2 separate regions of the Homo sapiens genome follow, and region 1 is linked to region 2. A link is an interaction called in ENCODE POLR2A ChIA-PET data of the cell type or tissue named here. Cell type or tissue: HepG2. All regions are shown on one strand. Each heading gives the region's core, and the rest is flanking DNA. Links, peaks and the distances in the headings are about the cores only.

Region 1 (9,700 bases), core at 2,141-7,140, 69 kb before region 2:
TACTGTCATTCTGGTTCTACTTCAAATTATACGAGCATCATTTTCACAACTTTTTCCTTCTTCTTCATTCTACTTTATGTTCTTTCTCCTAACCAAATATGTTCAAACTTCCTAAAACATCTATTTTGTAAATGCAGGCATGTGCATAACTTCCTTAAATCAGGACACACCTATCTATGCACTGAGTAGAAAGGCTAATAAGTTCAAAGTGGTCTCAATAAATGTGTTGCCAGCCATCCTGTCCTTTCTGCAGCTGTTATATAAGCTTATACTACCTTTAATTTATTAGTCTAGGACAAATTAATTGCATGGTTTCCACAAAATAGGACATGTTGTTCATAGTAACTATATGCTAATTCCTTTGAAAACATCCGTAATTATACAGTGACTTCACAACACTTGTGCACCTAACTGTTGTTACATGTTTAAAGCTATGAGTGAATTAAACATCAAGGCAGAGTTCTGACTGGGTTCATGCATAAAAGGACACTTTTCTATCTTAACTCTGTTTCCTAAGACCTTACATCTTTATTAAGGCTAGTGGGTGTGCACACGGCCCTGCTGAGGTAGGAGGGATTGCAGCAGCAGCCTTGACATTTAAGGCAACCACACAAAGACAGCAAAGCTTTTCCAGGCACAGAACAGCATGTACTCGAGGAAGACAATATCAATGGTTGCCCAGTAAATACACATCTATATAAAGTTCAGTAAACACACAGGTGTAGGTGTAATGGCTTAAATTTTACATCTAAATCCAACTTTAAAATCACACTTCAGGCTGAGTACTTTTGAGAAATGATTGCACTTTTAAAGATATTCGAAGTTATATGGCTTACAGGATTCTGTCTCATAAAGCTGAGAAAGAAATGTCATTTTTGCCTGAAGTGCTGATTTGGCTTTGAACTTCACATTTTACAGACTATTCTGCTTTGGGTTATGTTTGTAGATGTGAACACCATTGGTACTCTTTATTAACATTTCTCCAATGTCTTATTGCCCCCTCTTTCCTCTCCCCAAATCTCTTCCTCAACCCTTCCAGGTCTGATAAGACAAAATATATTTTGTCACCCCATTATTTTTTCCTGAATGTCTGCTTTGGTTAGCTGCTTCAACATGAAGGACTCTATCTGTTAGGAGAATTAGGTCACAAAGACCCCGGGTTGGTTTAAAACAAAATGAAAAGTGCTTTCATTGTAAAACTACAAGGAAGTAAAGGAAATGCAAATGTGTTAAAAGCAATGAATTTGCAGAGCACAGATTTCTTAACAAAATTTAATGAAATGTAATCAGCCATCTGACTCAGCTTATAGGTGACAAAAGTCCATTTTCTTTCCCTTTTCCCAAACTCTTCAGGTCAGATGGAAGAAATGTTCCTTAGATTTCAACTCCAACAGTTTGAGGTTGGCATCTCAGCAGGACTGTCCAGATGTTCAGTTTAAAGAATTTAATTTTCTAGAATTTAATTCAGGTTTGGAAACTTTTAGGCTATCCTAGGAAACACTGAGTTATTGTGTCCATCAGATCTTGGGTCTCTGTTGTTGACAAAAGGCAAAACCTGCATGGAGAGGAGATATTCCTCCCTTGACCTTCCCAGTACCATGACTATAGATTCCTCAACCATCTCTTCCTGGCCCGTTTATGTAAAGCCAAATCATGAGCCTATTTGTCTGACACTTCTAAGCCCCATGAATGATCACTCTCTGATTCAGGTATCAGTTCTTTGATGATTCATCCTCAAGCATCCCCTGGGAATGACTTCTGAAGCTTTATAAACTATGACTTTATAAAACCAAAATTGCTTTTCAAAAGTTGATTCAATTTTCAAAAATCAAGGAGGTGAATCATTGTATCTCAGGTGCCCTTGGAACAGAAAGAAAGAAGAAATCATTTCTTTTTTTTTTTTTTTTGAGACGGAGTCTTGCTCTGTCGCCCAGGCTGGAGTGCAGTGGCTCAATCTTGGCTCACTGCAACCTCTGCCTCCCGGGTTCAAGTGATTCTCCTGCCTCAGCCTCCCAAGTAGCTGGGATTACAGGCATGTGCCACCGTGTCCGGCTAATTTTTGTATTTTTAGTAGAGATGAGGTTTCACCATGTTGGCCAAGCTGGTCTCGAATTTCTGACCTCAGGTGATCCGCCCGCCTCAGCCTCCTAAAGTGCTGAGATTACAGGCATGAACCACCACGCCCAGCCAGAAGAAATTATTTCTATGGCTCCTTGGATCCCCATATTTACTCCAAAGCAGCAGCCTATAGCAGCTTATCATTATAAGTCTTATGTGTTCACTCTTAATATAAAATATATAAGCAGAATAGACATATTATATGTAACATGTAATATGTATATATACACATATGCAATAGAGGAGTAAGAGTGCCAAGAAATAAAGATAAATAATGAAACATGAGAAGAATATGTGTCTCTATAATTTTGTGGCTCAAATTTCTGATTTTAATTACAGATTCATATTTGAAGGTCTTTGAGAATTGGCATTTTACCAATTACTGAAAGGCACATTATCTAATTTCTAAAGAAGAATAGCATCTGAAAATTTTAAAGCACTCTATTCTACTTCTTTTTATTCTTTTAGACACAGGGACTTACTCTGTTGCCCAGGCTGGATTCAAACTCTTGAGCTCACACAATCCTCCCCCATGAACCCAGCTGTTCTGTTTCTAAAGAAATGGTGTGCCATAGGCAAAACTTTTACCTTGCTATATCTCTGTTGTATTTTCACAGTCCGTAGATTCTAAGTTTTATTATTTCATTTAGAGTGTGATGACAAATACTTGACGTTCCACTAAATTAGATAATATCAGTAGAACAATGTTCCGAAACAAGATACTTACTGGAAAGACATTGGCTAATATTTTCAGTGTTAATTCCTATATTTATAAGTTTAAATCTCTTACTTTAGTAAATATTAAAATACCATGCATTTTATGCCTTTGAGGGTGAGGGTAGAAAGTTTTCATTGTCTATTAACCTATATAATAACACATTTAATTCACTGTCCACTATTGACACAGCACTGTACTAGATACTCTATAAATTATAGATTTTATAGATTATTATAGATTTTTCACATACCAGAAGTTCTATAAAACACAGTTATTTTTATAATTTATGTTTATTGAGCACTTACAAATGCCAGATTTTGCATAAGGGTTCACATGAATTATATCATTCAATCCCACATTAACCCAAAAAAGTATTATTTTTTCCTCATTTTCTAGATGAGGAAATGAGGCTGAGAGAAGCTGAGCAACTTTTCCTCTCACAGTTAGCAAGTAGCAGAGAAGAGATCCTTCTGCCCCCGGAGCCTATGCACTAATACTCTGCTGTAGATCCAGTCCCTCTTCTCAAAGATACTTAAATCTTCTTTCTTTTTTTCTTTTTCTTTTTTTTTTTTTTTTTTTTGAGATGGAGTCTCAGTCTGTAGCACAGGCTGGAGTGCAGTGGTGAGATCTCAGCGCTCTGCCTCCCTGGTTCAAGCAATTCTCCTGCCTCAGCCTCCCTAGTACCTGAGATTACAGGCATGCACCACCATGCCTTGCTAATTTTTGTATTTTTAGTGGAGACAGGATTTTACCATGTTGACCAGGCTGGTCTTGAACTCCTGGCCTCAAGAGATCTGCCCGTCTTAGCCTACCAAAGTGCCGGGATTATAGGCGTGAGCCACCATGCCTGGTCTCAAAGATACTTAAATCTAATGAGGGGATTAGTATAAGGATCAAGAGAAAATTTAATAAATACTGCATAAGCCTGGAAAAAATGCATACTAATTCTTATAGCAATAAAGGATGACATGAATGTTTGTAAATGGAACACTCACATGTAATGTCTTAGACTCCTCTTGTATTAATTAATTAATTTTTTTAAAAAAAAAAGACAGAGTCTCACTCTATCACTCAGGCTGGAGTGCAGTGGTGTGATCTTGGCTTACCGCAACCTCTGCCTCCCGGGTTCAAGCAATTCTCCTGCCTCAGCCTCCCTAGTAGCTGAGATGACAGGTGACTGCCACCACACCTGGCTAATTTTGTATTTTTAGTAAAGATGGGATTTCACATGTTGGCCAGGCTGGTCTCGAACTCCTTACCTCAGGTGATCTGCCCGCCTTGGCCTCGCAAAGTGCTGGGATTACAGGCGTGAGCCACAGTGTCCAGCCCTCTTGTGTTAATTTATAAGGCTATTTAACTCATATTGTTCTGTAGCATTTTCCATGTATATTAGTCCCTTCCTCAGCTAGATTTTGACCTTACTGATGGCAGACTATATTTTCTATTTTAAGAGTTTGCCATAGCCACTAGGACAATGACACACACATAATAAGTGCTTTATAAATATTTGTGGAGTGCATGAATGACGGAATTATAGGCAATTAAGACAAGGTTGCATATAGCTGTGTGGCATCGCTATACACAAGGGAGTGGCAATAACTTAAGTGAGATAGCAAAGGCCTGGATAAGATAAAAAAGAAATAGATTCAGGAAGTGGGTTATAAAATAGGCAACAGTTATAAAGTGTTTATTATTTGAAGTAACTTTAGAGGTATTTGCTCCTTTTTTTTTTTTTTTGAGACAGTGCAGTGGTGCAATTATAGATTACTATAACCTTGAACTTCTGAGCTCAGCCATCCTCCCATCTCAGCCTCCCAAAGTGCTGAGATTACAAGCATGAGTCACCATGCCCAGCCTACTCTTTACAACAACAATCCTATGAGGTAGGTACTACTATCATCCCTACTTTATAGATGAAATGCAAATAGATAAATAATTTAACATCACCCAGCCAGGAAGTGGTTGTGTCAAAAGCTCATGCAGTTTTGTTCTGCCCTTGCCTGTATAGGATCCAAAGATAGTCTGAGCAACCACATGGATGTTAAGAGTACAAGACAACAAAGATTTGAAGGTTACAACAAAAATCCTTGATTGAAATATGTTTTTATTTTTATTTTTTAGTGATAGGGTCTCACTCCATTGTCCTCACTATTTAATCTCAAACTCCTGGGCTCAAGCAATCCTCCTGCCTCAGCCTCCCAAGTAGCTAGGACTACAGGCACACATCTCCACACCTGGCTAATTTTTTTAAAACATTTTTTGTCGAGATGGGGTATTGTTATGTTGCACAGAATGGTCTCAAACTCCTGGCCTCAAGCGAGGCCTCAGCCTCCCAAAGTGGTGGGATTACAGGCATGATTAAAATATTAGGGCTGAGTGCAGTAGCTCACTCCTGTAATCCCTGCACTTTGGGAGGCCAAGGCGGGCGGATCACCTGAGGCCAGGAGTTCGAGACCAGCCTGACCAACATGGTGAAAGCCCGTCTCTACTAACAATACAAAAATTAGCCAGGCTGGGTGGCAGGCACCTGTAATCCCCGCTATTCAGGAGGCTGAGTGAGGCAGGAGAATCACTTGAACCCGCGAGGTGGAGGTTGCAGTGAGCCGAGATCATGCCACTGCACTCCAGCCTGGGTGGCAGAGCGAGACTCCGTCTCACATAAAATAAAAGAAAATAATATTAGAAAGTTATAACATTGCCCAACACTAAGAGAAAGTTGGCATAGGAAAGGCATAGAGGGAAAATAAGCAGTTGCGCTATTTTTTCCACATTCAGCTTGAGTGGCCACAGGAGTCATTTTAGGAAAGGAGGACTACAGAAAACTGACCTGGGGAGAGTTGAATGACAACAACAAATCATTTTATAGCCCTTTATATTTTATGGGAATTATGATTAGTGAGATAGTTGACATAAATTCTATGTTCAATGGCTGACCTAGCATAGTTAATTCTCTTCCCACATATGAAGTTATCTGAGAAATTATTTCCTTGTTCTTCACAGTTCTATAGATTTGTCATGTTTCTTTTTTTTTTTTTTCTTGAGACAGAGTTTTGCTCTTGCTGCCAAGGCTGGAGTGCAATGACACAACCTCAGCTCACTGCAATCTCTGCCTCCCGGGTTCAAGCGATTCTCTTGCCTCAGCCTCCCGAGTAGCTGGGATTACAGGCATGCACCACTACACCCGGCTAATTTTGTATTTTTAGTAGAGACAGGGTTTCTCTATGCTGGCCAGGCTGGTCTCGAACTCCTGACCTCAGGTGATCCACCCGTCTTGGCCTCCCAAATTGCTGGGATTACAGACGTGAGCCACCGCATCCCACCTTGTCATGTTTCTTATTTGAAGAGGAAAACACAGACTGAAAGTTTTAATGATTTGCCAAAAGTATCTCACCTGATCAGATGTTCAAACAGGTCGAAGCCTGATTTTCTGGCTCCTTCTTGTGAGGCAGATTTCAGTTTTAAAAAAACCTGGTCAGAGCAACCTTGCCTGCCCCAACCCATTATTCCCTATCTCATCTCTATTGTCATTTGTAACAGAGCACTCATGCCAGGAGCTTATCTCTACCTTCCATTTTCTATTGGCTCCCATTGGAACATAAGCTTTATGAAAGCAGAATCTGGGATCAGTCTTGTTCTCCGATCTTCACCTACACAATGTCTGGCAAGTAGTAGGCAGTCAAGGTTTGCTGTAGTCATGACAGAAACCCAAAACCCAAAACTTGTCATGTTATCAAAGGTAGTGGACACAATGCTTGAACAAGGACAGGACAGTGAAGCAATGTTTTCATGTGGTTTCTCCCTGTTACATTGTTCTGTCGGTGAGACAAGTGCTCATTTACAGGAGTTCATGTGGGTAGGGAATGAAAGAGAACAGGAATTAATTGAGGAACTTTATGGGAAACTCTTCCCAACAATGAAAAGTGGTATTGGGTTGATTAACGCAGGGAAGACTATAGGGTAACCAAAGAGATGTAGAAAGCAAACCCGATGGTGGAAGTATACCAAAAGGCCATTTGGTACTTACCTGAGCTTACATGGAATTTATTAATGTATTATTAGCACCCACCTAAAGCACGTACTTTTTAAAACTCTACATTAAATTATCATATTGATGGTTTCCCAAATCCTACATTCTTTAGGAATTTAGAAAAATGTATAAAAGTCAAGTGAATCTGCTTTGTGTATACATTGTTTATGTGATGATTTTTACCAATTCCAAAGTAAATCAGTTCTGGTTTGCTTGCTTGGTTAGTGACCTGTTTAAGCCTTGTATAACATCTATAATATACAGAATTTTTCATTAAACACTCAAACCTAATCATTTTTACATTAATGTGTGGACATACATGGCCTCCCATTGGAAGAGAACCTTGGAAATTTTGATAAAAGCTGAACAGAGTGCAAGAAAAAGTATAGTACAGTCACTGGTTTCTGTGCCAGCTCTGCTAGTTCTACTAGTGAGCAGCTGTGTTACCTCAAATAAGCAACACTGTGCTCAACTCTGTAAAATGGGAAGAGTAATCCCTAATTCATAGATTGTTATATATTAGATTCCTGAAAAGTTGTCCGGTTGCTATGGGTGGGGCTTTAAGAGTTTTTCAATCCCTTTTATTTCCTCATAGTAGGTTCTTTGGATAATAGAGAAGAAAATCTCGCTTTTTGTAGCATTTGAATAAGAGATAGTTCTTTCCTGCTTCAGGTGCATAAAAATCTTCATAACTGCAGCAGCAATTTCCAGTTCAGCGCAATCTCCAAATATGGGTTTTTCTCTGTACATCACCTATGGAACACCTGATAATGTGTTTTATGTCGTTAAAAGCCTTCTGCTGTAGGATACCTTTAGGCTCTATGCAGCCTGAACAATCCAACCCCTCTTGAGCTCAAGAGGTGAACAGAGTAGAGTGCAAGGTTGTATTTGGAATTAGCAGCAAGGTGGGATTTGGTTAGGTCTATATGTCCAATTTACATTAAGTCTAGGAGTAGAAACCAAATATCAGAGACTCATGCAACCATATGTCAAATTCCCCAGCTTTCTGAGCTCCTTATTTAACAATCCAGGTAATGACAACTCAAGTTTCCATAATTCCATACATTTCTGAGGGTGCTTCAAGTTCTTAGACATCTCTCTGTCTGAAAGAGGCATATTCCTCAAGCTCACACTGCTGTTATCATCCCCTCAGGTAGCCATCCTGCTCCAATCCCCTCAGCTCACTTTAATAAGCTTCTCCTGGCCAGTATTGTCTGCCCAAATTTTTCTCATAAGTGTTAACAGAGGCCCCTCCCTTAACTCACAAAGCAGAGCTAAAGCCAAGCTACAGCATTTAACAGAACTTACTGAAAACTTGAGGTTATGAAGGAGAAGTATAATGGAAAAAAAAAAGATTATAATCTCATAGAGTAGCCATCACTGCTCCAAAGAAGGCAATGGTCAAGAGCACTGGCTTAAGAAGTGGACAGCTGGGGTGAGAATCCTTGCTTCTCTGCTTCATGTCTGAGTGACCTCTGACAGGTTTATTTTTATTTTTAATTAATTTTTTTTTTTGAGACGGAGTTTCACTCTTGTTGCCCAGGCTGGAGTGCAATGGTGTGATCTCAGCTCACTGCAACCTCTGCTTCCTGGGTTCAAGTGATTCTCCTGCCTCAGCCTCCCAGGTAGCTGGGATTGCAGGCATGCACCACCACGCCTGGCTAATTTTGTATTTTTAGTAGGGATAGGGTTGCTCCATGTTGGTCAGGCTGGTTTCAAACTCCCGACCTCAGGTGATCCACCCGCCTCGGCCTCCCAAAATGCTGGGATTACAGGCGTGAGCCATCACACCTGGCAATTAGTTATTTTTTTTTTCTTTTTTGAGACAGAGTCTCACTCTGTCACCCAGGCTGGAGTGCAGTGATGCAATCTCCACTCACTGCAACCTCTGCTTCCTGGGCTCAAGTGATTCTCCTGCCTTAGCCTATTGAGTAACTGGGATTAGAGGCACGTGCCACCAGGCCTGGCTAATTTTTATATTTTTAGTAGAGAAGGGATTTTGCCATGTTGGCCAGGCTGGTCTCAAACTCCTGACCCCAAGTGATCTGGCCCGGCTCAGCCTCCCAAAGTGTTGGGATTACAGGCGTGAGCCACTGTGCCTGACTGACAGGTTATTTCAAATCTGTGAGGGCTTTGCTTTTTTAAAAAAGGAAAAAATGAGAGGAAGACTGGGCCTGGTGGCTCATGCCTATAGTCCCAGCACTTTGGGAGGCTGAGGCGGGTGGATCACCTGAGATCAGGAGTTCGAGACTACCCTGGCCAAAATGGTGAAACCCCGTCTCTATTAAAAATACAAAAAATTAGCCAGGCGTAGTGTAGTCCCAGCTACTGGGGATGTTGAGGCAGGGGAATTGCTTGAACCCAGGAGGCGGAGGTTGCAGTGAGCCGAGATTGTACCATTGCACTCTAGCCTGGGCGACAAGAACAAAACTTCGTCTCAAAAAAAAAAAAAAAATTAGAGGAGAAGCCATTGTCACTACCCCTTGCCTTTTCTTGTCTTCATTATAGAAGTGATGCATAGAGCTATGGCATCTATTTTGAGACTATAAAGCAACAAATAAATATGCTATGTATGGCTGAATATAAAAATAAAAACAAACTGCATCCTTGATGAACTTACGGAGTCATTAGACAACAGCCCTGAAACCAGCTGCTGTCTAATGTGAAAAAAAAAAAGCGCTTGTTGTTTAAGTAATTGTTGGATTTTTTCCATTATTTGCAGCTAAAAGCACTCCTAACAAATATAACAAAGTAGTGACATGACCATATTTTTCAAGAAAATGCTTCTTAAGGGAGATCCTGCTGTTCTTGGATCTTTTAAGAAGATCCTAGGGCTA
Region 2 (9,700 bases), core at 3,203-8,202:
CACTTGAACCCAGGCAGCAGAGGTTAAAGTGAGCTGAGATCACGCCATTGCACTCCAGCCTGGGTGACAAGAGTAAGACTCCGTCTCAAAAAAAAAAAAAAAAAAAGAAAGAAAGAAAAGAAGTGAAAAGTAAAAAACAAAACACAAAGCCTTTTTTTTTTTTTTCTTGAGACAGAGTCTCATTCTGTTGGGCGGGCTGGAAGGCAGTGCACATGATCTAGACTCACTGCAACCTCTGCCTCCCGAGTTCAAGTGATTCTCCTGCCTCAGCCACCCTAGCTGGCATTACAGGCGTGTACCACCATGGCCCACTAATCTGTGTATTTTTTTTAAGTAAAGATGGGTTTTCGCCATGTTGGCCAGGCTGGTCTCGAACTCCTGACCTCAGGTGATCTGCCCACCTCAGCCTCCCAAAATGCTGGGATTACAGGTGTGAGCCACCGCACCCAGCCACAAAGCCTAATTTTTGAAATTAAGTTCAATAGAAATAAAGTTACCCTGTCAAATCGCTGTAAAAGTTTTTAAATGCTTGCTCTCAGTTTCTATGCTTATCTCCTCTCAGACCAGTAACAGTTCATAGATTGGCACCAGTTCACAGACTACACTTAGAGTAGCATTAGTCTGGGGAACAACATCTCTTGAAGTAGCCATCAGAATGAAAAGGAAGGGCAGATTTTCAGTAAAGTATTGCATAATCATATTTTATGATTCACTTTTACTAAACTCATGGAAGGATGAAATATAAGCCCAAATGCCAGTGCCTTTGTAATGGAATAATTCCTTTACAGGATCAGAACACGTAGGAAGCCAAATTAATAATTGAAAGCTTGTTTGTTTAGCAAAGAACCAGAGCATAAGAAAGTAAATAACCTTAAGGGATATTTCAAGGCCATGAGTACAGCCTAACAGAGTGATGGAAGCAGGGACTCTTGCAGTTAAGCCACTGGAATTTGAATTCCAGCTGCATCACATAATACTTGTATGACCCTAAGCTTTCTGAGGCTGCATGTCCTGATTTTTATAATGGGAGTAATATCAATCTGGAGAGATTTATGAAAGGTTTAATATAGTGCTTAATACCCAACACATAGTAAGCACTCAATAAATGTCAGTCAATGTTATTAATACTATCCTATAATAAGGTATATTTCTACAACAACCAGCACATTCAGTACAGATTCAATGCCTCTTCCCTAGACAGTGCCTGATAAACACTGACAACCTTCATATCTTTAGACCTTTCTATTCTGTGTACCCAGTCATCATCTTCCTTCTGTTCTCACAATCTTCCTCTGGGCAGATAAAATAAAATTGATTTTGTTTCCGCTTACAATCACATTCCAGGGCACTTACAATCACAACCCAGGTGACTTAGGTTATACCCAAGTCACCTTGGGTTTTAGATGTTTCCAAACGTTTAGAGGTGATTTCTTGGTTTATAGCCACAAACATGATACATAAACAACTTTAATTTCCCAGGGAGCTTCTCACTGGTTGGGCATTATATTCTCACATTTGATGGCAAACAAATACACATTGAAAGTAAATTATAATCAGATCAACTATCCAAGAACATGGAATCAGAACGAAAGTGATTATAAAGTTTTTGACAGCTGCTGTCAGGTTAGGATAACCTGGTGCTTCTATCTCTGCTGCAGAGAGTACAATAAGGCTACAGACCTATCGGTGCAACCTCTTTGAGCATTTATCTGAAATGATTTTTCCCCAACTGTAAGAGTATCATTTTTGGAAAAAAAATACAAAATATAGGAAGTTATAAATAAAAAATTGTTTATCATCACATCACCCAGTGACACCCATAAAGTATTTAAATGTCAGTTATTACCTGTTAACATTTTAGTTTATTTCTTTCTATTTTTATAGCATTTCTTTTTATTTAACATTACAATTATTTATTTATCTTAAAGACATTAAGATATTTTCTTTTTCTTTTTTTTTTTTTTTGAGACAGAGTTTTGCTCTTGTTTCCCAGGCTGGAGTGCAATGGTGCGGTCTCAGCTCACCACAACCTTCGCCTCCCGGGTTCAAGTGATTCTTCTGCCTCAGCCTCCCGAGTAGCTGGGATTACAGGCATGTGCCACCACACCCAGCTAATTTTGTATTTTTAGTAGAGACAGCGTTTCTCCATGTTGGTCAGGCTGGTCTCGAACTCCCGACCTCAAGTGATCCAACTGTCTTGGCCTCCCAAAGTGCTGGGATTACAGGCGTGAGCCACCTTGACTGGCAAGATACTTTTAATATCCGAAAAGTATTTCATTATATAGATACTTCAAGTGATATCACCCACTATGAGTTGATTTTTTAACTAATTTCTATCTCAGAGTCTGAGTATTCTAATAAATTCAACAAAACAGTGCAAATATGTGTTTAGCACATGGCTTGGAAAACAACAAGAGCACAATAAGTTTTAGCTATTCTTGCTGTTATTGTAATCTATCAAGAGTTTAATTGTTCTCTTAATACCTAAATATACAACTTTTAGGAGTCCCGCTGCTATATTCTCAAAACCCTCAGAAATAGTGTCTTTCTCTAAGCATACTTTGAGTGCCTTTATTTATTTTAAGTTTCTGGTTTATTCCCTACAAACATATTGCTAATGAAAATGTGAAATTATGGAACTTTTCATCAGTGTGCCTATACATTCAGCACCATAGCATAAAACAGGCTCAAAACCATGGCCTTATATCTCTGTTTGGCCTTTGACAATTTTTAGAGGCAGTGTGGCATTTTGTGATGTAAAACTTCTCCATTTTATTTCCATATTTCTAATCTCTCCACTTTTCTCTGCCTCCACTGTCCTGATCATAGTCAACACCAACATTGTCTTCCATTTGACAAGGCAGGAAATCTCAAGTGTTTCACCCTGTTAAAATAATTCTACTCTAGGGCCTTCTCCAATCCATTCTCCACAGAACAGAAAAACAATTCTCTTAAAACAAATTTCCTGATATGTGGTGTGATTCACTGTCAGCAAAATAAATCCAAATCCTTTCCATGGCCTACAAGGTCCTACGTGATCCAGTCCCTGCTAGATGTCCAGGCTTATTTCCTTCCCTTGTATTGCTGCAGTCCCTCAGGTCTTCCAACTCCTTGAGTACCAACCAAACTCCCACCTGAAATTCTGTGTTGTCATTTCCTCCACCAAAAATATCTCTCTTCCTCCCCCTCTTTTTGTGATTCATTCTCATCATTTAGATCTGGATCTCCTGGGAGACACCACCCCTGACTTCACTGTCTAAAGTAAGTCACCCCAGCCATTCTGTTGACCTCCTTCACAGCACAGATTATAAATATATTCTATGCTTATTTACTTGTTATTTTCTCTCTTTTCTCACCTGTATATAAATTTCATTGGGGCAGAAAACATGTTTATGTTATTCATAAGATAGCAGAGTGCCTGGCATATGCTAGGCATTTAACACATATGTGTTGGGGAAGGAGGGAAGGTTGACAGCCACAGCTATGGATGTAGGTGAAAACCCCAAGGAAAGTGGAAAGTGAGTCCAGGAGGCCCTAGGACAAAACTCCAGTGAACACCATTGTTAACGGGATTGAGAGACTAAGAACCCTGCAAAGAAAACTTAGAAAAACTGGGAATAGGATGCCCTAATAGAATTTTATGTGGGAAAGTAATATGATAGTATGCAAATAAATAGTGGTTGAGTATTTACTATGTGCATTAATATGTCTGAGGATTAAAGAAATACATTATAGGACAACTATATTTAATGGTGGCTCACGCCTGTAATCCCAGCACTTTGGGAGGCCAAGGCAGGCGGATCATTTGAGGTCAGGAGTTCGAGACCAGCCTGGCCAACATGCAGAAACCCCATCTCTACTAAAAATACAAAAATTAGCCGGGTGTGGTGGCAGGTGCCTGGTAATCCTAGCTGCTTGGGAGGCTGAGGCAGGAGAATCACTTGAACCCGGGAGACGGAGGTTGCAGTTAACCAAGATTGCACCATTGCACTCCAGCCTGGGTGACAGAGCGAGACTCTGTCTCAAAAAAAAAAAAAAAGAGAGAAATTTCAAAAGGCTTCTATACTCATTTTCTCTTATGTTCAGTATCTTCCAGCCATGAATGGAACTATAGAAATACACGAAGATAGCAACGTTTGTTGAACATCCCTAGTTAAAAAGCAACTGTGTTAGGATAAGAAAAAAGCATGACTGTTGTAGCTTTTGTTAAATAAATGTTATTATGCTTGCAGGAAATTGTTCAACAACATTTCTCCTTATGTAAGGCCTGCCCCAGTAATGCTGCTTAGGTCACTGTCTGTCTGGATTATCTGCAGCCTAAATGCCAACTCTGTAAATTAAACCTGTCAAGTGACAGCTTTGCCATAGCATGCATATCCAACCTTTAAAATTTATTTATACTCCATTCCCTTTCTCTAGCCAGATTAAATTCTCCTTTCCTAAGCTATTTTTGCCTCAGTTCAGACTGTGGCATAATTCAACATGTTCTAAACAATCACATGGAGACTGTGGCCTTCCTGATTTTCAATTCCCAAATGATTTTTATTCAGGCTATAGAACAGCAACAGAAATTTCACCAAATTTGCTAAAATAAGAAGAGTCTTCTCAAACTAGATTCCTCCAGGTACCAGTAGGCAAAACAGTCATGAGTTATGGATAGATTCATAATAAGTCCTTTATTCAGTGCCCCAAGGAAATGGTGCCTTTCAGCATGCAAATGAAAAGTATTCTCTTACTAATCAATCTGTCCATCATTTCTTTTTTGTTTTTCCTTGAGAGAGAGGGTCTTTGGTCTGTTGCCCCAGATGGAGTGCAGTGGCATGATCACAGCTCACTGCAGCCCTAACAACTCCTGGGCTCAAGCAATCCTCCCACCTCAACCTCCGAGGGAGCTACAACTACAGGAATGCACCATCATGCCCAGATAATTTTTTTTTTTTTGTAGAGACAGGGTCTGACTGTGTTGCCCAGGCGGTATCTGTCACATCTTAATACACACACTAAGCTCCTACAGAAGTAAATACTATATTAAGCGGCAGAGTTACTAATGTGAATACACATTCTCATTTGATTTGGAGACTACCTAGACAACTTTCAGGTTTATATTTAAATTGATTACAATTAGACATGAAAAAGGGACAGAGAATGGGCATAATAGAGATCGATTCAAGAGAATTGTTTCTTAAAATAGACTTTAAAAAAAAAAGTTGTTCAAAACTGCCTTAATCAATTTTACAGAGAAAATATTACCTCAAATGGTTTGATATGATGACTTGATAAGATGTTACTTCTGATCCAGCAGGATTCATTTATTAATATAAATATTTACATCTGTAGTACCCTCCTAGGTGGGTGACTGTTTCTATATGTCTGACTCAACAAAACACAGTAGCCCACAGGCAGCTATTGGCCTTTGGACTTTGTCCTTAGGCCAGATTCCTTAAAAGGCTTGTTGTGACAAGCTTATTTGCTCATTGGAAATTTCTGTGTCTAAATTTCCCACAGAAATTAGGATGTAGCTCTGCTACAGCATTTTGATTATTCATCAAAACTTACTCAAAAGACTTTTGATAAATCTTTAAATCAATGTCTTAAGGAAGAAAATTAAGTCACTTTTTAATATAGAGCATGTTTTAGTTTTGAACAATATTTAAGCACTGCAAATTATATGTTCATAGAGATTTAAGCATAGGCATACCTTGGAGATATTGCAAGTTCAGCTCCAGACCACCACAATAAAACAGGTATTACAATAAAGGAAGCCACATGCATTTTTTGGTTTCCCATTTACACTACATTGTTGTCTGTTAAATGTGCATAGCACTATGTCTAAAAAATGTACATACCTGTTTTGTCCCACTGAACCCATAGCTGGAGTTGCCTTAAAAGCAGCAGCAGGAGAATTCGTACAACAGAGTACCCCAAACCATTTGAAGACAGGGCTGGTTTGAGATTTCAAAGAAAGCAGCTCTAAATGCCAGAGTGATCAGTCCAAAACATTTATTAAAGGAACTTGCAGGGTGTTGCAATGTATTATTGTGATGGACAGCAAGAGAAAAGGGATGTTTTACCCACATTAGTCTGTAGCCAGGGGGTGAGGGGATGGAGTTTACATGAAAATTTAAGGAATTCGGCTCAGGGTCGGGGTCAGTTTCTTTCCAGTAAACCAAGACATTATTATCAGTGCCTGGGAATGTTCAAGCTGGTTTGGGTTCAAGCCAGCTGAGGAAAACCTATGGCTACAGCTGGCTGGGTCACTGTGATTTTGGTCAAGACACAGAAAGGAAGTGGGGAAAACGGGTACCCTAGAATACCTTAATTTAAAAATACTTTTGCTAAAAAATGCTAACAGTCATCTGAGCCTTCAGCAAGTCATAATCTTTGCTGTTGGAGAATCCTGCCTCAGTGATGATGGCAGCTGACTGATCAGGGAGGTAGTTGCTGAAGGTTAAGGTGGCTGTGGCAATTTCTTGAAATAAGACAATGGAGTTTGCTGCATTGATGACTCCACAAAAAATTTCTCTGTAGCAGGCAGTGCTGTTTGATAGTATTTTACACACAAGAGAACTCCTTTCAAAGTTGCAATCAGTCCTCTTAAAACTCACCCACTGCTTTATCAGCTAAGTTTATGTGATATTCTAAATCCTTTATCATTTCAACAATGCTTACGGCATCTTCACCAGCAGTAGATTCTATCTCAAGAAACCACTCTCTTTTCTCCTTCATAAGAAGCAACTCCTCATTCATTCAAGTTTGATCATAAAATTGCAGCGATTTAGTCAACTCTTCAGACTCTGTTTCTAACTCCAATTGTCTTGCTATTTTCACCATATTTGTAGTGATTTCCTCCACTGAAGTCTTGAACGCCCTCAAGGTCATCCATGAGAGTTGGAGTTAACTTCTTTCAAACTCCTGTTCATGCTGATACTTTTACCTCCTCTCATGAATGTTCTTAATGGCATCTAGAATCCTTTCCAGAATGTTTTTGGTTTACTTTGCTTAGATCCATCAGAGGAATCACCATCTACAGCAATTTATAACCTTATGAAATGTACTTGTTAAATATTAAAACCTGAAAGTCAAAATTATTCCTTGATCCATGGGTTGCAGAATGGATGCTGTGTTAGAAGGCATGAAAACAATATTACTCTCCTTGTACATCTCCATCAGAGCATTTCAGTGACCATGTGCATTGTCAAGGAGCAATAGTATTTTTAAATAAATCACGTTTTATCAGTAGGTCTCAACAGTGGACTTAAAATATTTAGTGAGCCATGCTAAACAGATGTGCTGTCAACCAGGTTTTGTTCTTCCACTTATAGAGCACAGCAGAGTAGATTTAGCATAATTTTTAAGGGTCCTAGGATTTTCAGAATGGTAAATGAACATCTGCTTCAACTTAAAGTCACCAGCCACATCAGCCCCTAACAAGAGAACTGCCTGTCCTTCGAAGCTTTGAAGCCAAGCATTGACTTCTATAGCTATGAAAGTCTTGGACAGCATCTTCTTCCAGTATAAGACTGTTTTGTCTACATTGAAAATCTGTTATTTAGTGTAGCCACCTTCATCAATGTTCTTGGCTAAATCTTCTCAATAACTTGCTGCAGCTTCTCCATCAGCACTTACTGCTTCACCTTTCATTTTTATGTTAGGGAGAGGGCTTCTACTCTTAAACCTCATGAATCCACCTCTGCTATCTTCAGACTTTTCTTCTACAACTTCCTCACCTCTCTCAGCCTTCATAAAAATGAAGAGAGTTAAGGCCTTGCTCTGAATTAGGCTTTGACTTAAGAGAATGCTGTGGCTGGTTTTCTATCCAGAACTCTAAAACTTTCTCCTTATCAACAATGAGGCTGTTTCACTTTCTTATCATTCCTGTGTTCACTGGAGTGGCACTTTTAACTTCCTTCAAGAGCTTTTCCTTGGCATTCACAACTTGACTGTTTTGGGTATGAGGCCTAGTTTTCGGCCTATCTCTGCTTTCAACTTGCCTTACTCAGCTTAATCATTTTTAGCTTTGATTTAAAGTGAGAGATGAATGACTCTTCCTTTCACTTGAACACTCAGAGGCCACTGTAGGGTTATTAATTGGCCTAATTTCAGTATTGCTGTGTCTCACTGAGGGACTGGCCCATCAGCGGAGCAGTCAGAATATATTCAACATTTATCAAATAAGTTTGCCATCTTAAATGGGTACAGTTTGTGGTGGCCCAAAACAATTCCAATAACAATATCAAAGATCACTGTTCACAAATTGCCATAACAAATGCAATAATAATTTAAAAGTTTGAAATATTGGGAGAATTACCAAGATGTAACACAGAGACATGAAATGAGCACATGCTATTGGAAAAATGGCTCTGATAGACTTGCTCGACAAAAAGCTGTCACAAACCATCATTTTGTTAAAAAAAAAAAACAATATTTGCAAAGCACAATAAATGAAGGTATGCCTGTATACTACATATTTATTTTTAATAATCATATAAGAAAATTAATTGGATATAAAATAGGCTGTTCTAAAACAGCAAGAGGGAAATAAACTTTAACAATGCTGACAGCAGCCATGGCATACTTGAATTTTTAGGACTCTTGTTAAATATGGGTATGGGAACTTACCCTCTGCACTAGTATCCAGACACTTACTAGATTATGGCCCATTGGGGTATTTGCCTCTATTACATATATTTGCTAGACTGTCATTATACCTTGCAATCTAGTGTCTTTTTCTAGGTTGATATTGTCACGTTTAATCTATTATGGCAATGATATTACTCTTGCTATGTTAAATGTTTTTATCAGACTTCCTTGTAGCCCCAACCAATCTGAGAAGATTGAAAATCAAGGAATCCTTCACTCCTTTTGTAAACTTGGTAAAATGGAATCAATGTTTACTAGATCTGCTGTTCTTGTGAAGATTTCTCTGTTCTTCTTCATCAAGATTTGCCAATCTTCCTCTGCACTCTTGCCTTCTGCAGTCTTTCCTCTTCCATAAAAATATCGCTTATAATATTCTTTTTTTGAAATGAAGTCTCACTCTGTCTCCCAGGCTAGAGTGCAGTGCCATGATCTCGGCTCACTGCAGCCTCTGCCTCCCAGCTTTCCAGTGATTCTCCTTCTTCAGCCTCCCAAGTAACTGGGATTAGAGGTGCCTGCCACCATGCCCAGCTAATTTTTTGTATTTTTAGTAGAGATGGGTTTCACCATGTTGACCAGGCTGGTCTTGAACTCCTAACTCCTAATCTCAGGTGATCCACCCACCTTGGTCTCCCAAAGTACTGGGATTACAGGCATGAGCCTGTATGCCACCATGCTCAACTTCCTTATAATATTCTTCTAGTCTTATTTCCCAACTGCTGGCTTTTATATTTTGAATTGTCAATAGAAAGCCCTGCCTATCGTGATGAGGTTAAGGACACATGTTTTGCTGAGAGAAGTAACTTCCAGCTGAGAATCTTGTTTAGCAGGAGAGAAAATCCTCTATTTTAGAGCCTCTCCTGGAGCTTAGAGTAAGCATTGGCTTTTAGAGGTGTTTTCTCCCTTTTTGATGTCTGGAAGCACTATTTTCAAGTCTGTTAGAGACCCACTTTAAATAAGTACAGGTGCTAATGCTCTGAGTGCAAGTCTGTAAGGGTTAGTGAGTCCTCAAATCACAGAAGTCTCCTGACCAATGCTGGGATGTTCTACTGTTCTCCAAGAA

The links. Peaks named below come from ENCODE experiments on the same cell type or tissue, not always from the same donor. Only the 100,000 strongest peaks of a DNase experiment are listed, where the experiment ranks them.
Region 1: POLR2A ChIA-PET joins it to region 2 with 5 read pairs; 4 of 35 experiments call an interaction of 5 or more read pairs at or near these places.

Annotation. Positions count from the first base shown.
Region 1 is chr6:63,492,061-63,501,760 of GRCh38, forward strand. It overlaps a transcript of LGSN not described here. Among named protein-coding and RNA genes, the nearest start is that of PTP4A1, 76 kb to the right of the region's middle. In HepG2, for the core only: no CTCF peak of the experiment used is centred there; a DNase peak (open chromatin) is centred at 4,671.
Region 2 is chr6:63,560,252-63,569,951 of GRCh38, forward strand. It overlaps LOC124901228 (translation initiation factor IF-2-like), which reads right to left. Exons shown (of 2, transcript XM_047419610.1): 2 at 5,984-9,700. It also overlaps a transcript of LGSN not described here and a transcript of PTP4A1 not described here. Among named protein-coding and RNA genes, the nearest start is that of PTP4A1, 7.4 kb to the right of the region's middle. In HepG2, for the core only: no CTCF peak of the experiment used is centred there; DNase peaks (open chromatin) are centred at 4,170, 4,950 and 5,420; H3K4me3 peaks cover 1,350 bases.